Regions from separate parts of the Homo sapiens genome. Here regions 1 and 3 are each linked to region 2. The links are chromatin contacts, found by Hi-C or POLR2A ChIA-PET in ENCODE. All regions are on one chromosome and are shown on one strand. Each heading gives the region's core, a stretch centred on a gene start or an enhancer-like site at or near the end of the contact. The rest is flanking DNA. Distances are from core to core; before and after follow the strand shown. Region 1 overlaps TRANK1 (tetratricopeptide repeat and ankyrin repeat containing 1). Region 2 overlaps TRANK1 (tetratricopeptide repeat and ankyrin repeat containing 1). Region 3 has its middle 24 kb from the start of EPM2AIP1.

Region 1 (3,700 bases), core at 999-3,498, 36 kb after region 2:
TAAACTGCATGTCATAGGGGTTTTGTGTGAAGATCATTTCATCACCTGGGTAATACGTATAGTACCTGATAAGTGTTTTTTCTGATCCTCTCCCTCCTTACACCCTCCATCCTCAAGTAGGCCCTAGTGTCTGTTGTTTCCCTCCTGGTGTCCAAGTATTCTAGCTGTGTAGCCCTCACTTACAGGTAAGAACATGTAAGTTGAAATCCCTGTTGCTACATTGACCTAAAGGTCATGATTCATGGACTATCTAAGACGTTGCTCACGGAAACTAATCAGATGGTTAGAGATGTTGGTAGTTTAGGACCTGCAGCTGTAAATGAGTGAACCAAGTCTTGTAATCTAAAGCAGTGGTCCCCAACCTTTTTGGCACCAGGGACTGGTTTTGTGCAAGACGATTTTTCCACAGATGGTGGGGTATAGTTGGGGGTGGGAGAAGAGGATGGTTTTGGGCTGAAACTGTTCCACCTGAGATTGCCAGGCATTAGTTAGATTCTCAAGAGTGGCAACATAGACCCTAGATCCCTCACATGCGTAGTTCACAACAGGGTTGCACTCCTATAAGAATCTAATGCTGCTGCTTATCTGACAGGAGGCGGAGCTCAGGCAGTGATGCTCGCTGTCCTCTGCACACCTCCTACTGTGAGGCCCGCTTCCTAACAGGCCACAGACCAGCACCTGGGGGGTTGGGGACCCCTGATCTAAACTATTGACTCGCATGTTTTTTCTTTACCTCAACTTATTCCTTACATGTAGGCTTAGTCTTTTCAGTATTTGTTTTACTGGTTCAGCAGAAGCCAGGAAAAACAACTTTGTATTAATCAGAATGTTATCCAACTGTATATTGTTTATTATTTAAAATACTGGTGAACGATGGTCAATAAATAGTTTTGTATTCCTTTAAAAAATTCAGACACTTTCAAAGAATGTGATAAAAAGTAAATCTCTTTCTACAAAATCAACTACTAAAACTTTTTTTGTCAGTCTTGCTAGTAATGTATATGTATAATGCCAGTTTTTTCCCTTTTAAATATAAATGTAGGTACACTGTACATTCTGTTCAGCAACTTGCTTTCTTCACTGAACAATGTATCTTAGTCATCTTTCCCTAATAGTATCTGCATGGCAGTTTCATTTTTTTAACAACTCATACTAATAGATGGTTAAATGTATTTTAGTTCATTTTGCAATTGAAAACAAGGCTTGGAGACCATTCTTTTACATACATGTTTGTGAATCAGTGGGGTTGCATCTATAGGATGATTTCCTTGTTAAGAAATTTCTTGTTTGAAGGAACTGTACATGTTATTTATTTGGATACATTTTAATTTTATTTAAATTTTAAATATATTAAAAAATCAAAAGGTACAAAATGTATACATCAAGAGTCTATTCTACTCTGTCCATTAGGCAGCAAGGAATGAGTGTTACTAATATCTTACATTTTTTTCTGCAAATATTTTATGATGTACAAGTAAAAGCGTATATGTTTAAGATGTGCTAGCTTATTGGTATGCATTTGGATTTTGAAAGCTATTGCTAACTTAAACCCCAGAAATGTTGCCTGAACACTGGGTTTATTATCTCCTTCTTAAGTATTGTTTGGTACATAGAGAATCAAGAACTTTCCAGATTATTTAAGTTGGCCTAAATTTTAAACCCATTTGAAAAAATTGCAGTGTCAGTTGGGCCTTAGAAATCTTCAGCTTTGTTTGTAATTTGGTGGGTGCTTGTTGTTACAATGGTCTCATTGGCTCTGGTACATAGAGATTTCAGAGGCTCAGGAACTCACCAGAGCTGGGCAGCAGCAGAACCCGTCTAGATATGGTTAGCTCCTGAAATTGAAGGAGTGAGGTTGGATCATTACATCTGTCTTGGTTAGAAGCTACACTCAAACTGGTTTAGGCAGGAAAGAGAATTTATTGTCTCATGCGACTGAAGACTCCAGAGTTTGGTTCAGGTGCTTGCTTCAAAGCTGTCTTCATGAGTCTGTCTTGCCTTTTACTCCGTTGTGTGAAGAAATAACTATGTTCTAATGAAAATCAAGTTTGATATGTTCATTTTGAAAGTGGTGTTGGGAGAGTTGTTAGGTTTGTTTGTTTTCATCTGTAGCGGTTTGTGGTTATTTCTTCTTTCTGTTAGTTTCGTTTTCAGACAGGCTGTCTTTCAGTTAAGGCCACCAGAACCTTCAGGCTTACTTTCTGCCAATTTGTCAATCTCAGTCAAAGAGGATACCTCCTCCCAATAGCTCCTAGTGTGTCTTAGTGACCTGACTTTGGTCACATGTCCTCCCTATGAACCAATCAGTCACTAGAGCCAGAAGAATGGAATGATCTGATTGGCAAGGCCCTGGCCAGGATTTAGCCTCTGGAAGAGGGTATGGGACAGAGCTAGAAGAACAGAATGATTTGAATGGCCAGATCCTGGTTAAGTGTTAGCCCCTGGACCTGGGCGTTGGTGAAATGGTAGAGAATGTGGTTGTCACAGGGGTGTGTGTCAGTCGGTCTGGTGTTCACACCATCAAATCTGGTAAGGCTGAGAGAGAGGAGGTGCTGTCTCAAAGGAAAACTGGGTGGTTCTCAGAAAAAGGGAGAATGGATACTGACCAGACAAAAAAATAAGTCTTATTTGTTGGTGGTTTTCAAATTTTGCTTCCTTATCCCCCCTTAAAGAATTTTGAAAACCTGTGTACCTCTCTGCATGTATTTAAGTTGACATCTGGAATTTTGTATAATTTTGTACACATGGATATTTTAAAATAAAACTGTTATTTCACTTCTTTACTTGTATTTAATAGAATGGAAATGACGTCCTCCCAACATTTCTGTGATTGTAAGGCTCTAAGCGTTACTTTTTTTCTGGATTGAATTATTCCTAATTATCAATATGGAGCTTATCAAAACAACATAAATATAGTGAAATTTCTATAATTGTTAAACATAAAAATAAAATTCTGGGGGGAAGTAGGTAGGGGATGGATTATGTAGTGCCTTTTAAAAGACGTTTTGCAGGTATCAGTTAGTTTTAATTGTCCTTTGGGTTGATACCCTGGAGGTTAGGAGTTTTTACCCCCTTTGGGGCAGTATACTATAGTTATGCTGTGTCACCATACACTTAGTGGCTTGAAACAACACCCATTTATTATACGTCAGTAGAGTGACATGATGTGACTGAGTTTTCTGCTCAGTGTCTTGCAAGGCTGAAGGTGTTGGCTTTGGCTATGTTCTCATCTGGAGTTCTGGGCCTGCTTTTAAGCTCACATGGTTGTGGAAGAATCCAGTTCTTTGCCATTGTTGGATTGAGATCCCAGTTTCTCTGCCGGTTATTAGCCAGAGGCTGCTCTTGACTTCTGCAGGCCACACACATTCCTTGTCCTGCCTCTTGTATCTTCAAAACCAGCAGAGGAGAATTTCTTGTGCATCAAATCCCTCTCATACTCTGAATCTCTGACCTCTAGAACTTTGACTGTTAGGACTCATGTGATTAGGTCAGGCCTCTCTGGATAATCTCCCTATATTAAGATAAACTGATTTGGGACCTTTGTTTCATTTGCAAAATTTCATCACAGCAGCACCTAGGCTAGTATTTGATTGAATAACTGGGAAAAAGTGTGGATGCACAGCAGGTCAGAAATCTTGGGGGCTTAGAATTCTGCCTACCACAGTGAGATTCTCGATGGGTGGGAAATATGACTTAATTC
Region 2 (3,837 bases), core at 296-2,795:
AATTGCACCACCGCACTCCAGCCTGGGCGACAGAGTGAGACTCAGTCTCAAAAAAAAAACAAAAACAAAACAAACCCAAAAACAGTCAAGAGACCCTAGATATTGGGGAGGTAGATAATTATTTATGGTGTTTACTTTTTGCTGTGAGAATGACTTTTAGGTTATAAATTTTACAAAAACAGTTCGGAGCTGGTCTCGTCAACTGGCTTTAGAAATACCATCTTTGGTGTGCATGTAGTTGGGTGTAATTGAGGCTGTAAATAAATGAGGAATAACTTAAAGTTGATGGGCGAAGGGGATAAGTTGCACTGGTAATGCCTTAGGTTTAGTGCAGGCCACTTTACTGGGCTTTGGTCGGGGGCAGGATGGTGAGACAGCTGAGGGGGGTGGTGGCAAGGTGTTCCGGTCTTGTCCTATTTAAATGCCCTGGGTAGGGAAGACTTGGGTGCAGCACCACATACTTTTCCAGGGGCCTTATGAAATATTTTGAGTGAGTTTCTTAAGAAAATTCCTGTTCTTCTTGTCCCACATTTGTACCCCTTTCCCCAAGAAAAAAAGAAAAAAACAAAACAAAACACATTGAAGTCCCCAGGATATATTCTGACTTTGGATTTTTATCCTTGACTGTCTGTGGCACCCTTCCTGCGGGGAAGAGGAAAGAGTCACTTTTAAGAGAGAGAGAAAGAAAGAGAGGAGAGGAGAGGAGAGAAAGAAAGAGAGGAGAGGAGAGGAGAGGAGAGGAGAGAAACAAAGCAAGAAAAAGAAAGCAAGCAAGAAAGTAAGTGAGCAAGCAAGCAAGCAAGCAAGCAAACAGGCAAGAAAGAAAGATAGATAGAAAGATAGAAGGAAAAGGACGGTCATGGTGGCTCAAGCCTGTAATCCCAGCACTTTGGGACACGAGGCGGCCGGATCACTTGAGGTCAGGAGTTCGAGACCAGTCTGGCCAACATGGGGAAACCCTATTTCTACTAAATATAGAAAGTTAGCTGGGCATGGTGGGATTACAGGGCGCACGCCTGTAATCCCAGCTACTCAGGAAGCTGAAGCAGGAGAATGGCTTGAATTCGAGAGATGGAGGTTGCAGTGAGCCAAGATTGCGCCACTGCACTCCAGCCTGGGTGACAGAGTGAGACTCCATCACACACACACACACACACACACACACACACAAAAGAGACATACTCTTTCTAGCTTCAACTTGGATCTACTGCTACTGCCAGCATTCCCGAGTTAATCTTGGATCATTGACTGCTTTTGGGCTCTTTTGGCAACCCTAAACAAAAAAAGCAAGCAAGCAAACAAAAAACCCCAAAAAAATAAAATAAAAAAGTAAACAAATTTGTTGTCAAGAATTCAAGCAGTACCCAGATAATGTATGAAGGGAAAGCCATCCTCTCTGCCCATTTCAGTAATAACCCCTCCATAGGCCATCTGTGTTGCCAGTCTTTGCTGTAATCCTGTATGTCAGTTACAGAACTTCATGTGTATACGTATACACAATGAGTCATAAAACCCACAACCACCTGGATCTGCTCTGTTTCAGACTTGCTTGTTTCAAAATCTACTCAGTGCATTTGCATTTTTCTTGCATCTTCTTCCTCATATGTAGCTCAGCAGCCTGTGACAGCTTCCAACAACTAGAGTTTGAATTCTCATAGAGACATAGTGAAAATTTCTGAAAGCCAGCCAGGCAGCTGTGCAATTGTCCTTAAGTATTTTGTAGCTTTTACACCATTAACGAAACTGAAAGTGCAGGGTAGAGTGCTCAGTGCCAGCCAAAATATAAGATACCCTAGTGATTTTACTGGGTGCTGATCTTTTAGCCTCTGTCTTGGCCCTTCAGAGTGTAGTTTGGCTCTTAAAGTGAGGCCACCTAGGTTGGAATTCTCACATTACCAATTTCAGTGTGACTGTGGCAAGTGGTAAGTGGCTTAACCTGTCTTTGCTTCACTTTCCTTATGTGCAAAATAGAGATAGAGTCACGCTGACCTTATAGCACTTTTTTTTTTTTTTGACAGAGTCTCACTCTGTTGCCCAGGCTGGAATGCAGTGGCTTGATCTCAGCTCACTACAACCTGCATCTCCTGGGCTTAAGTGATTCTCGTGCCTCAGCTTCCTGAGTAGCTGGGGCTATAGGCATGCACTACCATGCCTGGCTAATTTTTGTATATTTTTAGTAGAGATGGGGGTTTCACCATGTTGGCCAGGCTGGTCTCGAACTCCTGACCTCAGCTAATCTGCCTGCTTCGGCCTCCCAAAATGTTGGGTTTACAGGCGTGAGCCACTGTGCCTGGCCGAGGCTTCTTATAAGAATGAAAAGACACAATGATGTAAAGCACATAGTAGGTACTTAGCAGATATTAGCTATGAAGAATATTGTCATTATGGTAAATTATTACCACTTTTATTTAATAATTTCATCTTATAAATAAATCATCAGTTGGTCAGTTTTTTCTTTTTTTTAAAGACCCAACAACGGAGCCATCTGTATTCTATTGTAGAGATATAAAGCATTCTTCCGTGTAATGAGAATGTAACTCTCAATGAATCCTATTAGGAAGAAAAAAGCCTTCTGTATGGTTGGCATTCCTTCTTTCACCTTTGATGTGATTGTATCAATAAAAAGCAGAAACATAGGTGGGTGAATACATTTGTTGTTGCTCACATAACATTAAGAGCTGACTTGGTTTCTAGAGAACTATGAAAAATAATATTGAAATGAAGAGTTTTTTTTTTGTATTTGTAAATACAATGGAAATACCTTGTGTTTGAATTCTTCAGTTAAACCCTTAAAGAGTCTGTTTGATAACATTTATGGTCTGATTAGTAAGAGGGTACATCGTAGAGTGATTGGAAATTCAGAAAATCAAGGAAGAAAATTAAAATTCTGTCAAATCCCAAAGGCGTGGCTTTTAACATTTTGGCATATTTTCAATACATTTTATGTATTTAAAACAATTTGGGATTATATGCCTTTTCAACCTTATAGGCCTATATTTTTCATTTACTAACTTGCTCTGTCATTAAATGTTCTTTTACAATATGCCTTTTCAACCGTATAGGCCTGTATTTTTCATTTACTAACTTGCTCTGTCATTAAATGTTCTTTTACAACACGATTTTTTTTTTTCCAGATGGAGTTAGCGCTTGTCACCCAGGCTGGAGTGCAGTGGCGTGATCTTGGCTCACTGCAACCTCTGCCTTCCGGGTTCAAGCAATTCTCCTGCCTCAGTCTCCCAAGAAGCTGCGATTACAGGTGCTCACCACTATGCCTGGCTAATTTCTGCAGTTTTAGTAAAGACGGGGTTTCACCATGTTGGCCGGGCTGGTCTCGAACTCCTGGCCTCAGGTGATCCGCCCGCCTCAGCTGATCAGCCTCCTAAAGTGCTGGGATTACAGGCATGAGCCAGCGCACTGGGTCTTTTGCAACATGATTTTATTTTATTTTATTTTATTTTTTGGAGATAGAGTCTCACTCTGTCACCCAGGCTGGAGTGTAGTGGTGTGATCTTGGCTCACTGCAACCTCTCCCTCCTGGGTTCAAGCGATTCTCCTGCCTCAGCCTCCCGAGTAGCTGGGATTACAGGTGCGTGCCACCGCACCTGTCTGATTTTTGTATTTTTAGAAGACATGGCGTTTCATCATGTTGGCCAGGCTGGACTCGAACTCCTGACCTCAGGTGGTCTGCCCGCCTCAGCCTCCCAAAGTGCTGGGATTACAGGTGTGAGCCACTGTGCCCAGCCACAACATGATTTTAAAAATAACTGTGTGTTGTTCTAACATACGGATCTTCTATAACTGATTTAAACCCATTATATATTATGGAACATTTAGAGT
Region 3 (3,931 bases), core at 254-2,753, 57 kb before region 2:
GCTTCGGCCTCTCAAAGTGCTGAGATTACAGTCGTGAGCCACCGCACCTGGTTCAGAGTTCCAGTTTTGCAAGATAAAAATAATTCTGCAGATGGATGGTGGTGATGGTTGTGCAACAATGTGAATGTGCTTCGTACCACTGCACTGTACAGTTAAAAACAGTTAAGACGGTTCATTTTATGTTATGTGTATTTTATCACAATTTTAAATAAAAGAATCAAGTTTAAGTACTCTATAAAATTAAGCATAAACCTATACCATACCTCAATAATTTCACTCCTAGGTATTTACACAAAAAAATCAAAACATATGTCCACAAAAATGTTCATCGTTCAAGAATGTTCATAGCAGCTTTATTCATTATAATCCAAAACTGGGAACAAACCAAATGTCTGTCAACAGGAAATGGGTAAACAAAATAGGCTCTATCCATACAATAGAGTACTAATCTGGAAGAAACGACTGATACACATAACAATATGGATAAATGTTAAAAACATTATTCTGAGGAAAATAAACCAGACACAAAAGGAAATATACTGGTTTTATGAAGATCAACAGCAGAAGAATCAAAACAATGGTGATAGAATCAGAGCAGTGAGGGTTGGGAGTGGAGATGGGAAGGCAGGGAGGCCAAGGGTTGGGGGCATGGGGGGGTGAACTGCTACTGACAGAAGGAACTTTCTGGGTCGATGTATGGTTTTTTTTGTTGTTTTTTGTTTTTTTGAGACGGAGTCTCTCTCTGTTGCCCAGGCTGGAGTGCAGTGGTGCTATCTCGGCTCAATGCAACCTCTGCCTCCCGGGTTCAAGCGATTTTCCTGCCTCAACCTCCTGAGTAGCTGGGACAACAGGCATGTGCCACCATGCCTGGCTAATTTTTTGTATTTTTAGTGGACAGCCAGGATGGTCTCGATCTCCTGACCTCATGATCCACCTGCCTTGGCCTCCCAAAGTGCTAGGATTACGGGCATGAGCCACTGCGCCCGGCTGATGTAAGTATTTATATCTTGACTGAGGTGTTGGTTCCACAGGTATACATATTTGCCAAAACTCATCAAACTGTATACTTAAGGTCTGTGAACTTACTATATGTTCTTTATACCTCAATATAATTAGTATTTAAAAAAAGAGAAAGTCCTCTCCCTGCTCTCCCCTCTTCCCCTGGGGTCAATGAAGCAAGTATGAAAAAACTAATGTGGTTTTGATATTATTCTGTGTTCTGTGATGCATATCATTTATAAAACAACAGAAGTTCATTTCTTGTGAACAGTTTGCTTATAATAAACCAAGGGCAACAGGTCACTGCTGACTGGCCTAGCTCCCTTAGCCAGCATCACAGATGACTAAGAGGGAAGTGAGAGATAGCAAGTGTAAGCTTCGTGCAGCATGACAGTATCAAACAGGAGCAAGAGACAGTTCAGGAAGGTGGGGGCATAGCTCATGAGGAAGGTTGCTTGGTGAGCGGCAGGCCTCTGCATTATCTTTGGTATCAGTGAAGAGCTGGTTTCCTTGGCAACAGGGGCCTACTTAATGAATGGTGCCTGCCAGGCAGCAGGCATGGACATGTCCATAGCAAGTGTACAATAGTGAAAGAAGATCTCTTCACCAAATATTCCCTTTTAGTCTACATACTGAGATCTGTTGATGGTTTAAGAACAATCAGAGAATGCTGAAAGACATAATAAAAAGCTTCAGTGCCATTACCCACTTCTCTTCTCCCCCATTCCTAGTAACAACCACTTGTAACCTTTTATCCTTCTCCTCCTCCCCCTCCTTCTCCACTCCTCCCACTCCTTCTCTCCTCCTCCTCCACCCCCCCCCCCCCGCCCACGCTCCCTCCCTCCCTCTCTTCCTTCCTTCCTTCTTCATTTTTTTAAATTTTTTTTGAGATGGTCTCACTCTGTTGGCTCACTGTAGCTTCCACCTTCTGGGCTCAACTGATTCTCCTGCCTCAGCCTCTGAAGTAGCTGGGAATACAGGCATACACCACCACACCCAGCTAATTTTTCTGTTTTTTTGTAGCGATGAGGTCTCACTACGTTGCTTAGGCTGGTCTCAAACTCCGGGACTCAAATGATCTGCCTGCCTCTGCCTCCCAAAGTGCTGGGATTACAGGCCTGAGCCACCGTGCCCAGCCTCCTTTTCTTTCATTAGTTATTTTGGTTTCATATATATTTCTGTATATTGCTAATTCTTAATTTATCAACTGTAGGCATTGTCTACTTATTGCTTATGATTAATAAGGATTTAACTAATTAATACCACCCCATTTCTCCTTTTCTTCTTTTTACCATGACTTTTGTTGTATCATTGGTTTTCTTTCCATTGGTTACTTTTATACATTTAGATTCTGTTCTTAAACTATTTGTTTTTAATTCTGTCAATTTTCACTAACGTCTCTTGACTTTTTTCCCCTACCCTTGCCTCCATCTCTTTTCCTACTTCTACCTTCTGGTTTCTGTGAGCTTCACTTTGATATTTACATTGTTGAGGTTGAAAATTTACATTCTGTTCAGAAACCTGAACCCCCATCCTTTGTCTGTAGGTTGATGACACAAATTTAAAATTACTAAAAATATTAAATTGTTATGACATTATGTTTTCTTGTATAATTATGTCATCACCCTAGACCTCTCAAAGGACAATATTCCTAGAAAATTCTATGATGGGCCAGGCGCGGTGGCTCACGCCTATAATCCCAGCACTTTGGGAGGCTGAGGTTGGCAGATCACTTGAGTTCGGGAGTTCAAGACCAGCCTGACAAACAGGGTGAAATCCTGTCTCTACTAAAAAATACAAAAATTAGCCAGGTGTTGTGGCGGGCACCTGTAATCCCAGCTGCTTGGGACGCTGAGGCATGAGAATCACTTGACCCCGGGAAGCAGAGGTTGCAGTGAACTGAGATCACCACTGCACTCCAGCCTGGGTGACAGAGTGAGACCCTGTCTCAAAAAAAAAAAAAAAAAAAAAAGAAAAAGAAAATTGCATGGTGGATTCTCTTTTCTTAAAGAACCACAGTTGCCCAAATTCATACCACATTTGTTTATTTCAAGTTTGGATCATAACTTTCCTGTCTTAGAATTTTTATAATTTTTCCCTCATCAGGAGAAGCAAAAGCCTTCTTCATGAAAGCACTGATATCTATTAGTTCCTTACTCTAAAATTGTTCAGGGTCTATTCTAGAAGTCTTAAGAATATCTTTGTGTTGTATGAAAGGGGAGAAGGTTAGTACTCCCCTTGACAAGGATGGAAGAGGCCCTCAGGCCTGACAACACACATACGGTTAAGGCATTGCCACCTAGTTCGTGGCATCTAACTATCGTTTTTTCACACACTGGGGCCTGTTATGGGGTAGGGGAGGGGGGAGGGATAGCATTAGGAGACATACCTAATGTAAATGAGGAGTTAATGGGTGCAGCACACCAACATGGCACATGTATGCATATGTAACAAACCTGCACGTTGTGTACATGTACCCTAGAACTTAAAGTATAATAAAAGATATATATATATTTAAAAAAAAAGAATATCTTTTTGGAGCACATGGACCTCCTGTTTTAATTTGAATAGATTTCTTTCAAACCCCACTGCAAGCAGTCATCCTGGGGTTTCTTTTTATTAGATTAACAGGGTTAGTACTATCATCTTCTGTTTTCTACATACTCCTCACACTTGGTTTCCTGGCCAACATATTCAATTGTCTCCTTCAGATAGCATAAATAGTAGATAAACCCTGAATCCTTACAGGTGTAAGAATGGCTTTAGTTTGTCCTCAGTCTTGATAGCTAGCTTGTCTAAGTTTGGATTTCTAGGCAGAATTATTTTCCCACCCAACTCTGAAGGTGTGCTCCATTAATTAATTAAGGAACATTTAAGATTGTGAAATAGAACACATATATACAAAAAACACAAATGTGTATCTTAATGAATT

The links. Hi-C counts contacts between places; a loop is a spot of excess contacts on that map. ChIA-PET counts read pairs that join two places held with the same protein, here RNA polymerase II (POLR2A). Pooled maps may share reads with other maps.
Region 1: a map of B cell shows a loop between it and region 2 (5-fold over the local background). The contact joins two enhancer-like sites. A Hi-C loop is called at or near these places in 10 of 168 maps with a recorded cell type or tissue (B cell, CD4-positive, alpha-beta T cell, CD4-positive, alpha-beta memory T cell and 4 more), 35 of 37 single-sample maps with no recorded cell type and 17 of 50 pooled maps. POLR2A ChIA-PET finds 5 or more read pairs at or near these places in 21 of 52 experiments (CD4-positive, alpha-beta T cell, CD4-positive, alpha-beta memory T cell, CD8-positive, alpha-beta T cell and 14 more).
Region 3: a loop to region 2 is called in a map with no recorded cell type, with 5 times the contacts of the local background. The contact joins two enhancer-like sites. A Hi-C loop is called at or near these places in 2 of 168 maps with a recorded cell type or tissue (endothelial cell of hepatic sinusoid and right lobe of liver), 4 of 37 single-sample maps with no recorded cell type and 9 of 50 pooled maps. POLR2A ChIA-PET finds 5 or more read pairs at or near these places in 10 of 52 experiments (AG04450, GM10248, K562 and 7 more).

What each region holds. Positions count from the first base shown.
Region 1 is chr3:36,875,024-36,878,723 of GRCh38, reverse strand. All of the region lies in intron 8 of TRANK1 (tetratricopeptide repeat and ankyrin repeat containing 1), which reads left to right. It also overlaps the pseudogene CBX3P10. Among named protein-coding and RNA genes, the nearest start is that of LINC02033, 54 kb to the right of the region's middle. RefSeq lists an enhancer at 1,946-2,115. Within about 2 kb of position 2,248, at least 6 of the 41 ENCODE cell types and tissues checked have a DNase peak (open chromatin) inside an H3K27ac peak, as active enhancers do; they include B cell, CD4-positive, alpha-beta T cell, CD8-positive, alpha-beta T cell and 2 more, where a contact is called at or near this core.
Region 2 is chr3:36,910,364-36,914,200 of GRCh38, reverse strand. The region is part of intron 1 of TRANK1 (tetratricopeptide repeat and ankyrin repeat containing 1); the gene reads left to right. Among named protein-coding and RNA genes, the nearest start is that of TRANK1, 33 kb to the left of the region's middle. RefSeq lists an enhancer at 1,625-1,674 and a silencer at 3,420-3,588. Within about 2 kb of position 1,545, at least 11 of the 41 ENCODE cell types and tissues checked have a DNase peak (open chromatin) inside an H3K27ac peak, as active enhancers do; they include B cell, CD4-positive, alpha-beta T cell, CD8-positive, alpha-beta T cell and 2 more, where a contact is called at or near this core.
Region 3 is chr3:36,967,588-36,971,518 of GRCh38, reverse strand. It overlaps the pseudogene RNU6ATAC4P. Among named protein-coding and RNA genes, the nearest start is that of EPM2AIP1, 24 kb to the left of the region's middle. RefSeq lists enhancers at 1,571-1,630, 1,721-1,770. Within about 2 kb of position 1,503, at least 13 of the 41 ENCODE cell types and tissues checked have a DNase peak (open chromatin) inside an H3K27ac peak, as active enhancers do; they include OCI-LY7, where a contact is called at or near this core.